2 separate regions of the Homo sapiens genome follow, and region 1 is linked to region 2. A link is a loop called in an ENCODE intact Hi-C map of the cell type or tissue named here. Cell type or tissue: endothelial cell of umbilical vein. All regions are shown on one strand. Each heading gives the region's core, and the rest is flanking DNA. Links, peaks and the distances in the headings are about the cores only. Region 1 has its middle 43 kb from the start of BMP4. Region 2 overlaps LOC105370507 (a long non-coding RNA gene).

The links. A loop is a pair of places that touch in the nucleus more often than their neighbours do. Peaks named below come from ENCODE experiments on the same cell type or tissue, not always from the same donor. Only the 100,000 strongest peaks of a DNase experiment are listed, where the experiment ranks them.
Region 1: a loop joins it to region 2, with 4 times the contacts of the local background. A loop is called at or near these places in 2 of 110 quality-filtered maps.

Annotation. Positions count from the first base shown.
Region 1 is chr14:53,995,024-54,005,280 of GRCh38, reverse strand. No RefSeq gene overlaps it. Among named protein-coding and RNA genes, the nearest start is that of BMP4, 43 kb to the right of the region's middle. In endothelial cell of umbilical vein, for the core only: no CTCF peak of the experiment used is centred there; a DNase peak (open chromatin) is centred at 4,760; H3K27ac peaks cover 1,577 bases.
Region 2 is chr14:54,104,072-54,114,328 of GRCh38, reverse strand. All of the region lies in intron 4 of LOC105370507 (a long non-coding RNA gene), which reads left to right. Among named protein-coding and RNA genes, the nearest start is that of BMP4, 150 kb to the right of the region's middle. In endothelial cell of umbilical vein, for the core only: no CTCF peak of the experiment used is centred there; DNase peaks (open chromatin) are centred at 5,018 and 5,388; H3K27ac peaks cover 3,580 bases.

The DNA of each region.
Region 1 (10,257 bases), core at 1,559-9,558, 110 kb after region 2:
CAGAATTGACAAATGGATCTAATTAAACTAAAGAGCTTCTGCACAGCAAAAGAAACTACCATCAGAGTGAACAGGCAACCTACAAAATGGGAGAACATTTTCACAGCCTACTCATCTGACAAAGGGCTAATATCCAGAATCTACAATGAACTCAAACAAATTTACAAGAAAAAAACAACCCCATCAAAAAGTGGGTGAAGGACATGAACAGACACTTCTCAAAAGAAGACATTTATGCAGCCAAAAAACACATGAAAAAATGCTCACCATCACTGGCCATCAGAGAAATGCAAATCAAAACCACAATGAGATACCATCTCACACCAGTTAGAATGGCAATCATTAAAAAGTCAGGAAACAATAGGTGCTGGAGAGGATGTGGAGAAATAGGAACACTTTTACACTGTTGGTGGGACTGTAAACTAGTTCAACCATTGTGGAAGTCAGTGTGGCAATTCCTCAGGGATCTAGAACTAGAAATACCATTTGACCATCCCATTACTAGGTATATACCCAAAGGACTATAAATCATGCTGCTATAAAGACACATGCACACGTATGTTTATTGCAGCACTATTCACAGTAGCAAAGACTTGGAACCAACCCAAATGTCCAACAATGATAGACTGGATTAAGAAAATGTGGCACATATACACCATGGAATACTATGCAGCCATAAAAAATGATGAGTTCGTGTCCTTTGTAGGGACATGGATGAAATTGGAAATCATCATTCTCAGTAAACTATCGCAAGGACAAAAAACCAAACACTGCATGTTCTCACTCATAGGTGGGAATTGAACAATGAGAACACATGGACACAGGAAGGGGAACATCACACTCTGGGGACTGTTGTGGGGTAGGGGGAGGGGGGAGGGACAGCATTAGGAGATACACCTAATGCTAAATGACGAGTTAATGGGTGCAGCACACCAGCATGACACATGTATACATATGTAACTAACCTGCACATTGTGCACATGTACCCTAAAACTTAAAGTATAATAATAATAAAATTAAATTTAAAAAAAGAAACATGATTAGGAGCAAGTACTTTACAGACATTATTTCCCCAAATCCTTCAAAAATCCTATTACATTAGTTCAGCTGGCCCTCTGTATCCGTGAGTTCCTCATCCACAGATTCAACCAAGCACAGATTGAAAATATTGAATACAACTACAGCAATAAAAATAATACAAAAAAACAAGGCATAACAACTCTTTACATAGCATTTACAGTGTATTAGGTATTATAGTAACCTAGAGATGATTTAAGGTATACAGGAAGATGTGCATAGGTTTTATGGAAACACTACACCATCATATATCGGGGACTTGAGCATCTGCCGATTTTGGCATCAGTATGAGTCCTGGAAACAATTCCCAGCAGATACCAAGAGATAACTGTACTGTTGTTTTCATTTTATAATGAAGGAAATTGGGGCTCAGAGAGAGATTATACAGGTCGCTAGGGCCACAAAGGGCCTGAAACCCAGAATTTTTTTTTCTCCTAACATCCTAGGGAATGTGAAGATTGCTGCATCCTCTACTTGCTGCTAAAACGCACAAGGCTAGCCCACCTTTGGCAAAACCTTGAAGCAGGCATCCTGGTCCTTGCTCCCCAAGGCACCCAGTACCTGTGGCTGCTCCCAGATTCTTGGCAATAATGGCCTCTTCCCTCCATGTTCACCTTCCTTCCCAGGGAGCTCTTTGTGCCTCCCAATATTTTCATTTGCTTCCCAACCTCAAAACCAACCTGGACTTCATTCCTTCTTAATAGCATACACTCATCTGTGATCAAGTGATAATGGATGAAAGTGATTGCTAATCAGTAGTGTGCAGTAAAGGTGCACACTTTTTCACCCATAGAGGTGGGGAGAGATGAACATGGTTGTCTCTCGTGAACTGCTGTGAGCTAGTTCCAGCACACCACTGGAATGATTTAAAATGTTGATTTTCAGGTATCGTATTACCATTCTAAATATGGCCTTGCAGAGACAGTGTCTCAACCACAACTTATAGGGACTTCAGGCCATCTGCTCAGCTAGTGGAAGGAGATATTAGCAACAGGGAGGCCTGTGTACACTCTAGCCATACCTCAAAAGCAGTCACCTGCTTCCTCAGTGTCCAATCTAGCTCAGGAGCAGAAAGTATGACAGTTTAAAAGCTAGCATTCATTACTTCCCCTGGTTTCTAGGGTTCAAGAGTGTTCTTTTACGAGGATTACAGGCTTGTTCTTCATTGGTGTCAGCAGGTGTTTGTGATGGCTGGAGCAGGAATGAGAATTGGGGTCTGGAATAAGCCTTGCTGTCTCTTGCCAGGATGCAAAATTTGCAGCAGAGATCAGACATATGTCTTGCTCATGCCCATATGCTACTCTTCTGGAATCTGAGGAGGAGGCCACATCATCACACAGGCAGGAATGTCTGCTGAGGGCTCAGTCTGAGGCATGAGGGATTTCTAATTATCTCATGTAACTTCCACTGGCTCTTACTCTTGTATTCCTGAAAGCACAGGCCACAGAATTGGTCTCCTGGGAGTTATGTGATGTCCTATTTTAGTGAATAGTGTTGTAGTAATCATACCTCATACCACTTAGTGGGGAGGGGAGTGAGTTGGTGGGAGTGGGGACAAATGGGAGGAAGCAGAGAAGAGGAGGAGAGCAGCAAGAGGCAAAACTTGGCCCTGCTGAGGGGGAGAACATGGCTGTGAGAGCAATTGCAACTTTGGAGAAGGTGTTTCTTTGCAATCTGATTTTATGGTGTGTGCTTTGCAAGTAGATGTAGTTCATTTGGGAACAAACTCTTTGAGGCTCAAGGTCATTTTTTTCAGTTGAAAAATAAAGAAGTCTGAGAAAGAGTTATACTTCAGAATGGATGTGATGGCTCATGCCTGTAATCCAGAACTTTGGGAGTCTGAGGTAGGAAGTTTGCTTGAGGCCAGGAGTTCGAGATCAGCCTGGACAAAATAGCGAGACCTTGTTTACAAAAACATGAAAACAAAAGATTAAAGAATTGCACTTCACTGCTTTTAGGGAGCTGATCACATAGTCAGGTTTTCATCCTTATGGGCAGCTGGAAGGATCATGGCACTGCCAAAGAAGGAAAGGACCTAACCATGGGCTATGGTTGATTTTATACCAGTTACCCAATGCAGTGTTTCTTTTTCTGGGCAAATTCTCGTTTATGGGACTGTTGTACTGTGTATAAATTGCACAGACATAGATGTCCATGGGCTGCCAGAGGTACTCATAGGATGATACTTGAAAGTGACACCCTTTGATCCGAGGCTCTCAGGTGCAAATTTGCCCACACATGCATGCAGGCATGCAAATGTGTCAAAATAACACTAATATTTATAATAATACTTTGCAATTCTATACTGCCTTTCATCTGTACATCTCGGGGTACTTTGCAAGCATTCATTAATTCTCCCAACATTCCTCTGAGGAAGGTAAATATTATTTTCCTCCTCTTTACAGATGAAGCAATTGAGTCAGATAAGTGATTTGCCTGAGGCTAGTTAGGGAGTGTGGGTGGAAGGCTGAGATTAAGAGCTCAGAGTTCCTAGAGATGTCCATTAGGGAAGAAACCCAGCAGTGAAAACACTGAGGGCGCTGTGGCATGCAACACACTGGGGTGTTGCCAGGGGTCGCTTTTTCCTGTTAAATCTATCACCTTGGTAATAATAGCTACTACTTATTAGACATTTACTGTGTTTGGGGTGCTTTACATATATCATTTCCTATGCTCATATAAAAACTAGAATTATCCCGTGGGACAGATAAGGAACTGAAATTTGCAGAGATGAAGTATCTTGTCCTAGATCACTTAGTTAATAAGTGCCTGGGCTGGAATTCAAACCCAGATCTGTTTGCTTCCCAAGGCCGTGTTCTTGTCCCCAGCACATACCTCATGCTCCTTTGAAAATTGCAGGGAGGCACCTTTCTACCCTTCCAAGTCTCTTCCTTTAGTCTTTGAGTACTTATTTGTTCTAGCTGTCTACCATCAATTTCCTTGTCTTTGACAAAGTTTAAAGATTGATATTTACAGTATGTCTGATCTGAACAGATGAATTTTAAGCACAGGAAAGGGGAATCACTAAGGAAAGAGGCATAAATCATAAGTCAAGAGAGAAAACTTGAATTATTACTACTTTTTACTTTACTTTGTGTTATTTTTGGTGAAATAAAACCACTCAGTATCCTTTATACAGAAAAGGAAATACCACAAAAACAGAATATGGATTCTTCAAGTAAAAAGCCAAAGGACTTAGAGAAACATATAAGGTGAACTTAGTTTTCCTCTATTCTTCAGACTCCTCAGAGTTCTGCTGCTTTCAGGAGCTGAACTGAGCCCTAAGATTTTGATAACTCAGCTTTCCATCAAAATGGTGTATCTCATGGGCTGGGGGTAGCCATGCAATTTGTGGAGTTGACAAAGGATTTCCAGAAAGATCTGGGAGCCTGTAGAATAATTGCTGATGTAGGAATGAGCTTGGGAAATGGTGCACCTCAGAGACATACCCAGTTGTGACATCATAGTCAGTGTGCAGGAGGTGGCCTGGCTCACCCTCTGCAGCAGCTCCTGGAGGGAGGATTCATAAGAACCAGCCTCAGGCCACCATTGCTTGGTTGAGAGTGTAGGGAGAAAGGTACAGGAAGGGGCTCCTAAGATTCAGCCAACTAAACCAAAGTGATAGGATCTGCACCTTTTGGAATTAGACTCTGAGAACTTGGCTGTGTAGTTTGATTCATTTTGTAAGAAAGATAAGAAAAATCAAGTTTTAATCATGACTCATTTGAAACTGTATTTTTCTTGGAGAAGTGAGAGCTAGCTTATAAAAATCAGTGATTATACAGGAATTTGAACCCAGATGACCCGTCTGTTTTGTTCAAATTCTTTTATAATTAGTATAGTTGTAATTCCAGTGCCCCTTCCCAGCCATCTCCTCTCCTCACACAATCTATACACAGTTTCTACCATGTACATTTAAAAGCAAGACTTTAAAAAAAAAATGATTGATTACACATAGGTAGGACTTTCAGTGCTAAAATCCAGGAAGCCCTAGGCAAACTGGGATGAGTTGGTCACCCTAGTTCATGAGGATGTTAAACTGAAAAACCCAAGGTTTTAAGGCATCCAATTGTTTGAAACACTCCAAACTGTTAACAGACACATCCCAAAATATCAACATAAGCCCACCCTCCACCCTGCCCCATGGAAGAAATTAGCACTACGCAAATTACAGGTAGCCATAACCACTGGAAAACCTTTAGCAAAAGTCCAACATTAAATTTTTGTCTATCTTCAAAGTCACAGAATAAGGATTCTGCTGGTGTTTTGGTTTTTAGTATGAAAGAGAAAAACAGGGCTGGGCGCCGTGGCTTACGCCTGTAATCCCAGCACTTTGGGAGGCCAAGGCGGGCAGATCACTTGAGGTCAGGAGTTTGAGACCAGCCTGGCCAACATGGTGAAATCCCGTCTCTACTAAAGATATAAAAATTAGCTGGGCGTGGTGGCATGTAGTCCCAGCTACTCGGGAGGTTGAGGCAGGAGTATCGCTTGAACCCAGGAAGCGGAGGTTGCAGTGAGCCAAGATCACACCACTGCATTCCAGCCTGGGCAAAAGAGCGAGACTCTGTCTCAAAAAAAAAAAAAAAAAGAAAAGAAAAAGAAAAGAAAAAAGAGAAAAAAAGAAAGAGAAAAACAGAAAGACAAAAATCCCACAGTGTTCACATATAAACATTTTCAAAAGTGTTAAGTGGAGGCAGTCCTGGTAATAGGACTGTAATGGTAATTGGCGAGGCAGCAGGGCCTACACCTGCGTTGAATGAATGCAGGGATCTGCAGAAAGCCGAGAGTCCAGTGTGAAGTGGCCGGGCTGGGTGACGTGCTCCCATACTCCTGCTTAACCACATAATCATTAAAGAGCAGAAACCTCTCCTTGTAATCCTCTCCTATAGGACAGCAGGGAGTGTTAGCATATTTGGACTGCTTCACATTCCTTCTTGCCTACTTTTGAGAACATACTACATTTTAAAACTTGTTGGTTTCTTTCATGTTTTATTTGACCCTATGTAATTGCATTCCTGAAGGAATAACAGGCCCCCCTAGTGATTTACACCCTGTATTAAATGTCAGTTTTGAAGAGACACAGTTAACAGTTTGGTTTAACCTCCTGCCTTCCCTCTCTCTATTAGCTTAGACCTGAATTTGAGCTCCAGCTTTGAAAACTCTGAGGGAGGGATGAAAAGATAAAAAATGAGCTGAAGCAGCAGCAGTGTTGAAGGCAGCCTCTCAGCTCTTGCTCTTCTTACACCTTTTCCCTGAACATAAAGACACCCCCTTTTTTCTTTAGGCGATCTATACCTACTCTTTACTTCTATCCCAACACGGTGGTGAGGACAGTGAATCAGAACCACATTCTGGACTAATTGGGGTTCTATTTCATATTGCCACTCATTGCTCTGGCCCCAGGGACACCAGCAATGGCCATAAACCATGGTTCTACCTCAACCATGCAGTACCCAATAAGTAGTGGGTTTGATGAAACTGGGCAGAGGGAGGGGGGAAATATTTTAGTAATTTGCCTTATTTTATTTTATTTACATATTTAATTGCTATAATGTTGTTGTCTATTAAAATTTCATTTGCTCTGGTAGATTCACTGAAAATATATTTAACAATTGCTTAATTACCTGTTGTAATGGCATATTCCGTGTGTGTGTGTGTGTGTGTGTGTGTGTGTGTGTGTGTATGTGTTTAAAACCCTGTGTTATAACCTGACAGGCAACATAAGCAATCATTACTTTCAGGAGTTCATATAAAAACATGAAACAAAAGAGATTTTGTGTTAAAAACAGTTGTCTACACAGAACACACACTAAAGTCATCCTCTGCTCTGTTCACCCTTCCAGTTTTTCTCCGATGACCACAGTCTACAAGGCTTGATTAGAAATGGCTGCAACTTTATACTACGAAAGAATAAATTAGGAAGTAAGGGCAATTGTGCTCAATTTTCTGCCAATACAAAGAAGTGGTCTAGTGTCATCATGTCAGCACCTGAGACCTTAATCCTCAACTCCCACTCAGGAGCCACTTATAAGCCATTAGCCAAGCCATTTACACTGGACCTCTGTGTCTAAAGGGAGAAAAATTAACCCTGACTTATGAGATGAGAACGTTTGGCTCTTTATGCGTGCACTTATTTTGATCTTATTTCCTAAATTATTTTAGGTAGTTTGTAAAATGGATAAAATATAAAAATGAAGGAATCAGGGCAAAGAGAAAATGAGGATAGGAGAAACAAGGGAATCTCAGACAAATGAGTACACATGAAAGATGTTGGCCAACTGTTGAAATGAAACACAGTCGTCATCGCTACCACTAATGCAACTAATAGCCACTGCTAAAATGGTATAGTTAACACAAGTGCTAGTACCATTACTATTGGAAACCATCGAGAATGACAATTATGGCTTGCGTTCCATTCCAAGTGATTCATATTTTCCAGTTGTCAGGTCCTGCAGAGATAGACCCTATCTCCCAGAAACAATAAAATTAAAAACTTGAAGTTCATCTTCCATTCACAAGTATCTATTTCCAATAGGCAGCTTTTACACTTGGTTATCATTTATAATTTTCTTAGTGGATTACTGTTATTAATACTATTGTTATTTTCATTATTACTCTTATTGTCAAAACTCTGATGACTATGGTGTAACACATAATATTAAAGTCTGCAGGCCAAATATATTATAACCATATTTTATAATGTTACAGAAAGAGCCTAAGACAATGATTTTGGTCTTCTTTTATTTAAATCATATCAGCATAGAAAAAGACCATGATAATCTTCCTTGTTATCATGTACACTTGCAAAAATTCTCTCCAGAACAAGACACACTTTTTTATGAAATTTACATTTTCACCAGGGAAAAATCCACTCATAACCATATTCATTATGAATGTGTACTCTAAGAAAGTCATCACTTGGAAACGAGAGAATCTATATCCAGTGCCGGTAATTCCCAGACCTGTTTTTAAAACCTTCTGACCCCAAAAACTACATTCTAATTAGCATCAAGCACAACTAACTGCCAGATATCAATATGTGTGTAACTACCCACATGGCTGAGATTGTGCACTGTGGAGGCATTGAGATCTGGGCTCAAATCCTTTCTCTTCTACCCTGTTTGTGGGACACATTACTTAACCTCTTGTAGCCTCAGTTGTCTTGTAGTAAAAATGGGGCTAAAGTAATAACTACAACTCATAAAGTTGTTGTAGGGATTGAATGAGATAATGTATGCTAAGAGGTTAATATAGTACGTGTGTGAGTGTGTCTGTGGGTTTGTGTATGTGTGTGTGTAGAGAGAGCACTGAAAAAGTGTCAGTTACATCTATACACGCTATTTTCCTATCTAAAATTTAAAATTTAAGATAGGAAAAATTCAACTTCTAGGAATTTCTTATTTATTTATTTATCTATTTAATAAAAACATGTATTGCTTATATGGTAGGTACTGCTTTAAATATTTTTAAAGTTTACTTAATCTTTATAAAATTTAAAAATTTTTTGTATTTTTTAGAGAAGTCTTTGTACCTCATTTGATGACTTATTTTGTGATATTGTAGAGCTGCTCATCAATGCCAGTGTTTTAGTCTCTTGGCGTTTGGAAGTTGAGGCATATATAAAACCACATATTAAGTGCCCTGGGCCAGTTTGATATGTGATATGTAGAGTGAACCTATTGCTTTGTAAGGTGAATACTCATTATTTCCATTCTAAAATTCCAGATTGTCATATAATGGACTTTCTTAAAATTGTCTTTCTAGGGCAGGGTTAGCAGTTTGTGAAACTGATCGAAGCAATATTCTAAAATCTCTGCATCTGTTGTTTTAATTTGCATCTGATAGTGGTTGAGCATCATTTGGTGTGTTTATTTGGCAGAAAGTTTCCTCTTCCATCCTCTTCCAAAGGATGGGAATTATTTGCTCCCATCCTTTGCTCATTTTTTTATTGAATAGCTTGTCCTAACATTATTTAATTATTTAATTTAATTTAATTAATTAGTGTTATTATTTTAATATATTTTACAGATTTATTATATTTATATATTTAAACATTTTAATTAGTAATCATTTAATATTTTAATATTATTGCTTGCAACAGTTATTTAACTGTTGATACTAATCCTTAATTTATATCATATATAAGAATATATCTTATTGTATATAAAATATCTCTTATAAAAGTAATTATGTTCATTTTAGAAAATGCAGAAAAACAAAAGAAGAAAATATTTTTTCATATAATTTCCACAGCTAGGAATATCTTGATGACTATCCTTTTTAGTTCTTTTTCATGCAAATGTGTATGTGTTTTTTAATATGTTTTATAATCTGACTTTTCTTATTATCTATATATCTTGCACATGTTTCCATGTTACTACTTATCTACAATATAATTTTAGTTTCTGGATAGAATTCCATTATATTGCTGTACCATAATTTATTTAATAATCTATATTTAGACAATTTTGGCAATTTTTTAAAAAACTACTTTTGATGCAATTGTATTATTTAATTAAAAAAAATTTTTTTTACAGACAGGGTCTTTCTCTGTCATCCAGGCTGGATTGCAGTTGCATGATCATAGCTCACTGCAACTTCAAACTCCTGGGCTCAAGCAATCCTCCTGCCTCAGCCTCCTGAGTAGCTGGGACTACAGGTCTATACCACCAAGTCCAGCTAATTGTTTTTTTCATATTTTTTTAGAGATATGGCCTTACTATGTTGTCTAGGCTTAATTACTTATCTAATATTTATCTCTTCTGTTAGACTCATGACTTTTACCCTTTCTGACTGCAGCTCAGGATAAGAAGTACATAGTAATCTGTGACCCAGCACTCACCTGTGTATCTGACATATGCATGTGACACACATATAAGTGGAAAAAAGTCATGAAACAAAACTCACTTTCCGGTGATTTCTGTTCATTTCAATATCATTAAAATTTTTTTCTGGTCACAATCTACTAAATTATTTCATGATCCACAGATGAGCTTTTACCCTCAGTGTGAAAATCAGTGCCTAAGTCACTTGTTCCAGGGGAACAAAGGCTGCGCTTGGCACACAGGAGACATTAATGCATTTGTATTGAAGGAACAGCTGTCTCGAAATCTTTCTGTTCATCCGTGACGACTGGTTAAGCGGTATAATGTATGGTTACCTCTAAGGTAGAAGTAGACT
Region 2 (10,257 bases), core at 1,088-9,087:
TTGTAGTCAATTGGCATTAGTATAGGTTAAGTGACTCTAATTAGTAGAGGTTAGAATGACCTCAATCTATACAGTAGAGTTTTAGAGTTCCTACAAGTTGAAAAATTACAGGACTAATTACATTTACAAAGTAAATAATTACATTTTATATGGAAGGGTTAATGTGACTTCCAGAGGTGCCTAATGTAAAATCACCAAGATGTTGAGAGAGCAAAGCACCTTTAGAAGTTGTCTCCATTTTCTTGACATCATAGTTCCTCCAGTTTCAAATGAAGGAAAAGTCCCTTTCTAGTCATCTGTTGTGAGGGATAAGAGTTCTTGGGAAGTTCAGGCACCATATAAAACTTTGCAAATGATGTTCTGAAAGAAACAATTTTTCCATACTCCCATGAGCTTTGAAGTTTTCTTTTTCCAGCTCATTCATAGTTAAGGGAGAGGTATGAGGATAGTCAGTGTGCTGTCGAATGGTGGATTTTGGTGTAGGATGATCTGGCTTAGTCATTTTATCAGAGAACCCCAAACTGTCAGAATTTTGAGTCTTATCTTTTGGGCTGGTGTATTTTCCCAAAGGAATCTTAAATCTTTTACTGAATTATAAAAGCCTGTGTCAGGTCCTTGGAGTCATATGGGGAGAAGGGTATATGTTGAATATTTTGAGGTGGGGGTACGGGGGTCAGAATTTTCACCATTCAGTAATTTGACTTTCACTTAATCCCCATTTTCAATATGGATACCTTTTCTCAGCTCTGTCTATCATCCCTGAATCTGGCCTCTATGGTTTTTGATTTTTTTTTTCTAGTGTGGAGAAAGTTTTTTTGCTCAGATATGGAAGAGACTGCAGCCTGCAACAAACAATGAGGAAGAGGATTTATGAATGTAGCTTCCTATGTCAACTTTAATGAATTTTCTTGTCTTCAAGTTTGCCTTCCATGCCCAATTTTGGAGATACTGGTGTTTCTTATTTTTTCTAAACTTTTTTTGCCATTATTTTCTTTTCCATTTCCTTTGGGGTTTTTTGTGGGTGTATTAGTCCATTCTTACACTGCTATAAAGAAATACCTGAGACTGAGACTGGGGTGATTTATAAAGAAAAGAGGTTTAATTGACTCATGGTTCCACAGGTTGCACAGGAAGGATGGCTGGGGAGCCCTTAGGAAACTTACAGTCATGGCCAAAGTCAAAGGGGAAATAGGCACATATTCACATGGCCAGAGCAGGAGGAAGAGAGGAAAGGGGGAGTTGCTACAGTATACTTTTAAATAACCAGATATTATAAGAACTCACTCACTATCATGAGAAGAGCAAGAAGGAAATCCACTCCCATGATTCAGTCACCTCTTACCAGGCCCCTTCTCCAACTTTGGGGATTACAATTCGACATGAGATTTGGGCAGGGATACAAATCCAAACCATATCGGTGGGGTGTTTTGCTTTTTAAATTTTTAATTTTTTTAGAATCATATTTTTAAAATGTCTTAAATGGAAGCCATAATTGTACATATCTATGGGGTACATAGTGATGTTTTGATACATATGATGTATAGTGATCAGATTAGGGTAATTAGCAAATCCATCTCATTTATCATTTCTTTGTGTTGTGAACATTCAATATTCTCATTCTAGCTATTTGAAACTATATCTATATAGTCATCCTATGGTGCTATAGAACACTAGAATTTATTCGTCCTATCTAGCTGTAATTTTATATCCTTTAACAAATCTCTCCCTTTCCCTCTACCTTTCCCATCCTCTAGTATCTTCTGTTCTACTTTTTACTTCTATGCACTCATTTTTTTTAGCTTTCACATATGAGTGAGAACATGAGATATTTCATTTCCACTTAATATAATGTCCTCCAGTTCCATTCATGTTGCTGGGAATGATAGGATTTCATTCTTTTTTATGGCTGAATAGTATTCCATTGTGTACATATACTACATTTTCTTTATCCATTCATCTGTAGGTGGACACCTAGGTTGATTCCATATCTTGGCTATTGTGAATATGTTGCAATAAACATGGGGGTGCAGATGTCTTTTTTATGTACTGATTTCCTTTCTTTTGGATAAATACCCAAAAGTGGGATTCCTGGATCATATGGTAGTTCTATTCATAGCTGTTTTTTTTTTTGTTTGAAGACTCTCCATACTGCTCTCCATAGTGGTTATACTAGGTTACATTCCCAATAACAGTGTGTAAGAGTTCCCTTTTCTCTGCATCATTGTCAGCATTTATTTTTTGTCTTTTTGATAATAGCCATCCCAAGTAGGGTGGAAATGATACCTCACTGTGGTTTTGATTTGCATTTTCCTGATATCCCGTTCTCTTTGTTTGAGTTAATACCTCCTTTCTCCCCATTCCCTCTTTTGGTGAGATTTGAGGTGGAATAGGAGGTAAATATATGTGTTCAATTAGTCATATTTAACTCAATGTCCCCTTCCAGGAGCTCTGGAGGGTCTTCTTGACAGCAGTCATTCCTATGGAGGGGGTACAGGGAGGAGTCAGCTCTTAAACTTTAAACTATGTTAGGCTGTGAGATCACCTCTAACTTCATGATCTGACCCTGAAGAGAATGGAAAACTTGTGTATCTGATGAGTATAAGTAGAGATAGCTACAGGCAGCTCACACTTCAAAGCACTTGACTTTTTGTAATGCAGCTGAGTTAATTTTTTGAGTTGCTTAGGATGATACTATTGTGGTAAGATGACCTATAAGCCACCAAAAAAATGCTAGCTTGGTTTTCTTTGGGTATACAAAGCCTCCTGAAACTTCAGGTATCCTTTAGTAATTAGTAACTTCTTATTCTGGTTAAGTTGGGAGATTGTTACATATTGGGGGCTAATTAAGTAAAAATATTGAGAATAATGGAGTTAGAGAGAGGAAGAAAGCTAGATTGAATCCTGTGATGTTGGGTTGGAATTGGAGGCATGAACTCATGATTATCAATACATAGGCCAAAATAGAAATATATAGATGCAAGCCTATATGTACACACATGCACATTTCAATAATATAAGCAGAGAGTTAAATTTAGATGTAACTCTGGTATGTATGTGTGAGTGTGTTTACATATACATATATCTGCTAGCTCTGTCTACTGAGAGAGACTAGGAGCAGCAATATACCAATAGTAAAAGATAAATTGAACCTATATCTTGATCTTAAAATACCATTCCCCATTAAAAGCAACTAGGTCTCTTTGAGAAAATGATTGATTTTGGGTCTGGGTAGAAAAAGTAAAAGAAGAGCCAGAACATCTTTTGATATAAGAGAGCAAGGGAATGTTGAAGTAATGCTGGGACATAAAGAAAGGACACAGAAGTCAGCTTGACTGGACTCCCACAGGCCAACTCTGGGACAATTTAAGCATCAAAATAAATACAAAATAATGGATTGTAACCCATTAAATAAAATAGGAATCCATCAGTCTATACTGATAAATACTGAATAAATAAATGGGGGAAATAAAACAGTAGAATAGCAATGAATAAATGTAGAAGGGAAGACAGAGTTAGAAAACAGCATTTGGCAATTGTTGTAGTAATAATCAATTCAGGCAAAAAACATCAGTGGCTGCTAGAACTAGTGGATAAGAATTTGATGAGAGATGGGATATTTACTTAAGTGACAAACTATCTCCCTACAATATGTTTTAAAATTACAAATGTAAAGGAAAAAGTGTAGCTTTGTAGTAGAGAAGCCTGGCAAGGACCATCTTAATCAAGTGATCAAAGTTAACACCAGTAATGAGGCAAATTAAAATTCTGTACCACCCAAGAGGATGCAATAAGATGAACATTTTTGTGATATATTCCTGCTAAAAATCATAACCTGAATTTAATCACGAAGAAGCATCAGACAAACCCATATTAAGGGATAGTCTGTAGAGTATAGTTAGCTGTCCTGTACGCTGCCAGAACCACAAGATCATGTAAGTCAAGGAATAGCTGAAAAATGTCCTCATATTAAAGGAAACTAAACAGACACAGTCATTAAATGCAACATGTGATCTTGGATTGGATTTTTTGCCATAAAGCAATGGTTCTTGAAGTGTGGTCCCAGGATTAGCAGCTTCAGCACCACCTAGGAACTTGCTTGGAAATATAAAATTTTGGACCTCATGTTGAACCCACTTAATCAGAAACCCTGGATTTGGGCCCACTAATCTGTATTTACTGAGACTTCCCATTGATTTTGTAGCACACTAAAGTTTGAGATCCATTACTATAAAGTACATTGTTGGGGCAATAGTTGAAACTCTGGAGTAGGTGGTAATAATATATCAGTGTTAATTTCCTGCTTTGCAGGTCATTTGTAGGAAGAACATACTGAATTATTCAGGAGAAATAGAAAATTATGCCTACAACTTACTCTTAAATGACTCAAGAATTGGCCAGGCAAGTTGGCTCATGCCTGTAATCCCAACACTTTGGGAGGCCAAGGTGAAGGGACCACATGAGCTCAGGAGTTCAAGACCAGCTTGGGCAACATGGTGAGACCTCATCTCTACTAAAAATAGAAAAATTAGCCAGGTGCGATGGTGCATGCTTGTAGTTCCAGCTACTCAGGAGGCTGAGGTGGGAGGATTGCTTGAGCTCACGAGGTCAAGGCTGCAGTGAGCTGTGATCATGCCACTGCACTGCAGCCTGAGTAATAGAGCAAGATCCCATCTCAAAAAAAAAAAAAAAGATTCAAGAATAAAAGTTCTTTGTAATATGTATACAACTCTTCTGTATGTTTTAAAATATTTCAATATAAAATTTTTTTCAATGGGATGGGACTAAGTTACACATTTACTATATTAGAAAGTTTGACTCATGTTCACTCTAATTGCTTTTATGTTAAGTCAAATGTGGCACTAAATACAAAGGATGCATATTCCATTACATGTATGGTTAAATCTGCTATGGAAAATAGTTTGTTCACCCAAAACCATCTGTGTTTATTTTCAGGTTGAACGAACCCTAAGGTTAGTCACATTCTTTAAAACCATTTGATGAATGACACAATCTCTGAATCACATCAAAGCCAATCTGGTTTCTTCAAGGATTCCATATCAGTGGAAAAACATTTCTGCTCAAAAGCATCTGTCTATCCATATGTGGAAATAGTCAATACATGAAACTGAAAAATAATTGTTTTCAAATAATTGGCTATATGACATACACAGCCCCTCTTTCTCAGCTGCATTACTAATTGCCTGAATATGATCTGTGTTTTGAATTTTTCCCTCATTGTAGAACTTTGCAAGACTTTCCACTGCACAAAATTATAATACAGCAAGAGCAAAATATAGCCTGAGACAAGTACATATGTTGGATTCTATTCAAATATGCAGGGCTTTATCTAGAAGGAAAAATCCTTTTAGAGTTAGAGAGGAAGTGAATCAGGCCCATGGACTTTGGGTAACCGATATGCAAACATCGGTGGTTGGTGGTGGTTTTTCTCCTTTTTGTTGTCTACTTTGAAGTTGCTGTACAATATCCAAATACCCAGCTCCATTCTCCCTGGTGTTTTGGTGGTTATGCATTTGTTCTGAGACTATGAATGGAGAGTTTCCTTCCAACTAACAAGTGTTCCTTCCCTAGCCATAATCCTTCAGAAGAACTGAATCTGATCAGTTATGTCTCAACTGAAGAAGACAACATTTGTTTTAACAGAGTTTATTTAGAACATCCTGCTGCTAATGTCAGCACACAGATTGGGCAAGTTCCACCAAAATAACTTTCAGGCTATTTGTACTCAATTAAATGTTTATTTAAAATTTCCTTTTGGTTTTTACTGCTGTAAATGCATTGTCCATTTTTCACATACCAGGCACTGTTGTTTAGTCTCAAGGGCATTACTTGTTACAAATTTAACAACTGTGACATATTAAAAACAACATTTAGGGAAGAAATTAGTGTTGAGAAGATGTGACCAGATGTTTTCATAGTGTTTTGCCAAAGTGTCACTTAAATGCCAACAAGATTTTAAAAGGAATTTTTTTCCAAAGTATTTCACTATACCCACTTAAGTGACCCCAAAATATGTTGCTATCACAGATACGTTAGAAACAAAGTTTAATTTTCATTTTAATCATAGTTTTCTTGAGGATACATAAAATCTTTTCACTGTCATTTTTTCTTTTATAAACCCATGGTAATTGAAAAAATTGTGACTGTGCCACATGCTACCTTTGTGATCTAAGTTTTCTTATGACTAAAATGGGGATGCTGGCCAGGTGCAGTGGCTCACACCTGTAATCCCAGCATTTTGGGAGGCCAAGATGGTTGAATCACCTGAGGTCAGGAGTTCGAGACCAACCTGACCAAAACGGTGAAACCCTGTCTCTACTAAAAATATAAAATTAGCCGGATGTGGTGGCACATGCCTGTAATCCCAGCTATTTGGGAGGCTGAGGCAGGAGAATCGCTTGAACCTGGGAGATGGAGGTTGTAGTGAGCCGAGATCGCGCCATTGCACTTTAGCCTGGGCAACAAGAGCAAAACTCTGTCTCAAAAATACAAATAAATAAATAATAAAGTAAAATAGGGATGCCATCTCCTATGATTATTATGGAAATTAAATGAGATACTGTATGTGACAATTTTATCCCAGTACCTGGCACATATAATAACACTTTAATAGTGCTATTACTGTTATAAACATTATTATTTATTGACTGACTTCATAGGGATACAAGTGAAAACATCCCCACTAATTTGACTTAGAGGAAACGCAGTCTCCCCTGCAAGTCCCTCTGAGGCTCCAGTCTTTGACTGAGATTGTCAGTTCGCACTAGGAAAAACAAGCCCATCTAGAGGAAACTACAAAAGAAAGTCATTTATTTTCACATAAATTGGATGGTAATTAGCTTCTCTAAGCTGAAGTCTAAATTCAAGAGCATTTAGAAATGAGCCTGCAGGTAAATATGACACAAGAGACTAGACTCCAAGCAGAGAACTCCATGTTTGCTCTCCTTCAGTGAGAATTCTGTTGATGTCAGAGGGTTAACAGAACTTTTAACAGTTGACTGGGGCCCTGGAGTTTTCATGATTTGGTCCACATTCAAAAATATAAAAGTCAGTGAAGCAAATGCTGTACAACAGAGGTTTTTCAGGGAAAAGGGATAAGCTTGATCCAAAAATATTTTGGAGGGTGGAGACATTCCAAGCATACCATTCCGTGCCTGTGCCAATGGAACGTGGGCACAGCACGGGAACAATGTTCAAGGCTGGAGAGCTTTAGAGTACCGGGGCAATTTTGAGTGAAAAACACAAAGAAGTGAGGAATATCCATCTCTGCCCCCATCACACACACACACACACACACACACTCAAACACACACACATACACACGCACACACACATACACACACACACAAACACACACACTCAACGCATACACATTTCCCTATTTACAGTAGAATTATAAATTCTGAGTAAATTTTAGGTTCACAAGCTATGGATTCCAAAGTTTTGTGCCAAATAATTATAGCTGCATCTTGCAGATGTACAGCTCTACTCTGATAACACACACACATTGAATTGGAAGGAGAGACTGGGTAAGTTCCAGTTATTACATTTCCATCCCAAACTGGAAATGACATTTTGTTTCTTTCCATTATCTTTGATGCTAAGTGGGTAAAACTGCCATAATGAAAATGTGTCACCTTAAAAAATCAACATAAATATGGACAGCTTTTCCATATTAATCATGAAAAGGGAGTAACTTCTAGCATGGAGGAATATATCCATTCCCTTTCCCAAATTCCTTGAATAAAGCATGTGTGCTTGTTTTCATGGTTGTATTTTCCTCATCAGTGTTTGTGATCCCTCAAAGCATGAAGGGATTTTGATTTTGAAAAATCCCTCATTATTCCCAAGAACTATATTGGCTGTAATTTGTGGGTAGAGTTGTATGTGGGTAGAAATTCATCTTCATTCTTCTCTGTAGGTAATTTGAGGAAATGCTGAGGCACTTGGATACCCAAAAAGGACTGAAGATTTCTCAATATAAATTTTAGTTAAATGCCTTCCAAAAAATATTTTGCAGTGTATTTCACTAAAGACACAATCCCTGTTTTTCCTTGACTTTGATAATATATTTTACCAAAGAAGAGCAATTCAGTTTGTGCAAAAGAACCATTCATGAGGTTGCCTGGAGATAGAATGACTCAGTGTTTCTCAAAGGTGGGGCACAGCGCACCTCAATCAGAATCACCTGGGGAGCTTTGAAAACATCAGATTCCTGGGCCCCACTCCAGCTCTACTGAGTCAGGATCTCCCCGGGGTGGGACCTAGGCAGTTGCATATTTAATGAGCTCTACAGGTGATTCTTATGCATCTTAAGATGTAGAGGGTAATTATTAGTTCTGGTCATAAAAGGTAGTATTGCCTTCTGCTCAGGAGCTTCTCTGTCTTTGAAGAGAGGGTCAGTGGCATATTGCCTTTGAAAAAAAATTCAATTTAAACGAACAGCAAGTCATTTTCCCTCTTCTCAATACTTTATTCTAGCTGCGTTTTCCTCCACAGGTTCAATCATCCAGTCTCCTTCACATAGAATAGCATTTGGAGTTGAGCAGCTACGCAAAACATTTTACTGTTGGTCCTTTATTTCTGATGTCCCTGTGTTTCTGGTCAGTGACCATGATCTGAATTTTCAGAAAAAAAAAGGGATACATAGTAACAGCTTAGTCACCTGGTAGTCACGGATGTGGGATAGACCTGAATCTCTGACAGTATCTTATAGGGCTGTGGTTCTTGAGCTTTACTGCATTAGAATCACCTGGATTTAAAACTTTCAAAGTTTAGGCCATACCTCAGACCAAAGTCATCAGAATCTCTAAGGGTAGGGCCCAGACATCAGCTCCCTGGTGATTTTAATTTGAAACCAAGGCTAAGAACCATTGTCATAGGGCATCTGTAGAAAAATGAGGTCTTTAGAACCCTGGGGAAGATCATGAATATTTTCCGTTACAGATGGAACTTTTCTGATCTGTGGTACACTCTAGTAGGAGAAAATTTAGGAGATATTTCTTTATAGAGACTTGTTCCTGAGAGAGAATTTTTGTTTCTTCAGCATATTCAACTACTATTATGGGAGGTCCAGTGTGGAAGACTGAAGTTTGAATGTTGGAGGTGTGTAAAGTACACATGCATAGACATACCCACAGTGTGTACTACCCCTTCCCAGCTACAAAACCCTTCTATGCCAACACTTCACTTTGTCTGTGTCAGGATAATCTATGAAATTTATCAGTCTTTGGCTCTTTGCTGTCTTCTCAAGAGCCGGTAACAGATCTCCAGTGAGCTGAAACAGAGAAAGTTGTTTTAAACCATTGACTGCTTAATAAATTAGCACTAGATGGCTTTTAGTCTAATTTATCTCTGGGAGCCAGTTTCCCAGGGTATCAGAGCAATACCACAAGAAAAATTATTTCCATTAAACACCACAAAAATGTCTTTCCTGTGATACTTCACTGAAAGGGTGACATGTACGAGATTCTCAGTCACAAAACAGGAAAGAAATGTTTGAAAGTTAAATTAAAAAGTAAAGCACAGTTAAGATTTTATTGAGCTTAAACCCCATTCCTACCCCCTAAACATATAAATCTGTTCTGTGTTCTGTGTCTCCCACTCAGATGGGTGATAAATTTTGGATGCTGAATTCTTATGTCTCTAAAAATAACGTTTACCTAAAGTGAAGTGCAACATCTGGGTTTATTGGGGGAGCATGAAGTGGCCTTTCAGCTTAATTATTTGTGTGGTCAGGTTAGATTTCCCAACCCTGAAAATGATGCCAGTTTTGTTTCTCTTGGCCCCTGCCCACTACAGGTAAAGAGTCTGGTTCCACTAACTTTCCCATAGACCTGCTTCTTAATGCAGAATGTTACTATCGATGCCCTGACATTGAGGAAATGTAATATTTCCCATTTGCTGCCTGAGTTGAAGGACCTGCTGTCCCTGGAGGCACCTTGGTTACTGTGAATTAAAATGTATTGAAGAATTACCTAGTGCTGTCATAGAGAATGTCATTACAATAGACCCATGGGTCTCTGATGCTCTCAAAAGAATGTGTTTCTTTGCCTTTGCCATGAAGGATATGTCTGATTGTCTAGACGAGAGAGCAGATTGAGATGGTCCATATGCATCCTTAGGGGCTGTCCAAATAGGAAAGATAGTGAGGCTGGCATTAGATTGATCATAATAAGAACTCTTCACTCTTTCCAACACTCCTGTCCATATTCCAAAACAAGCTAATACCATGGAAAA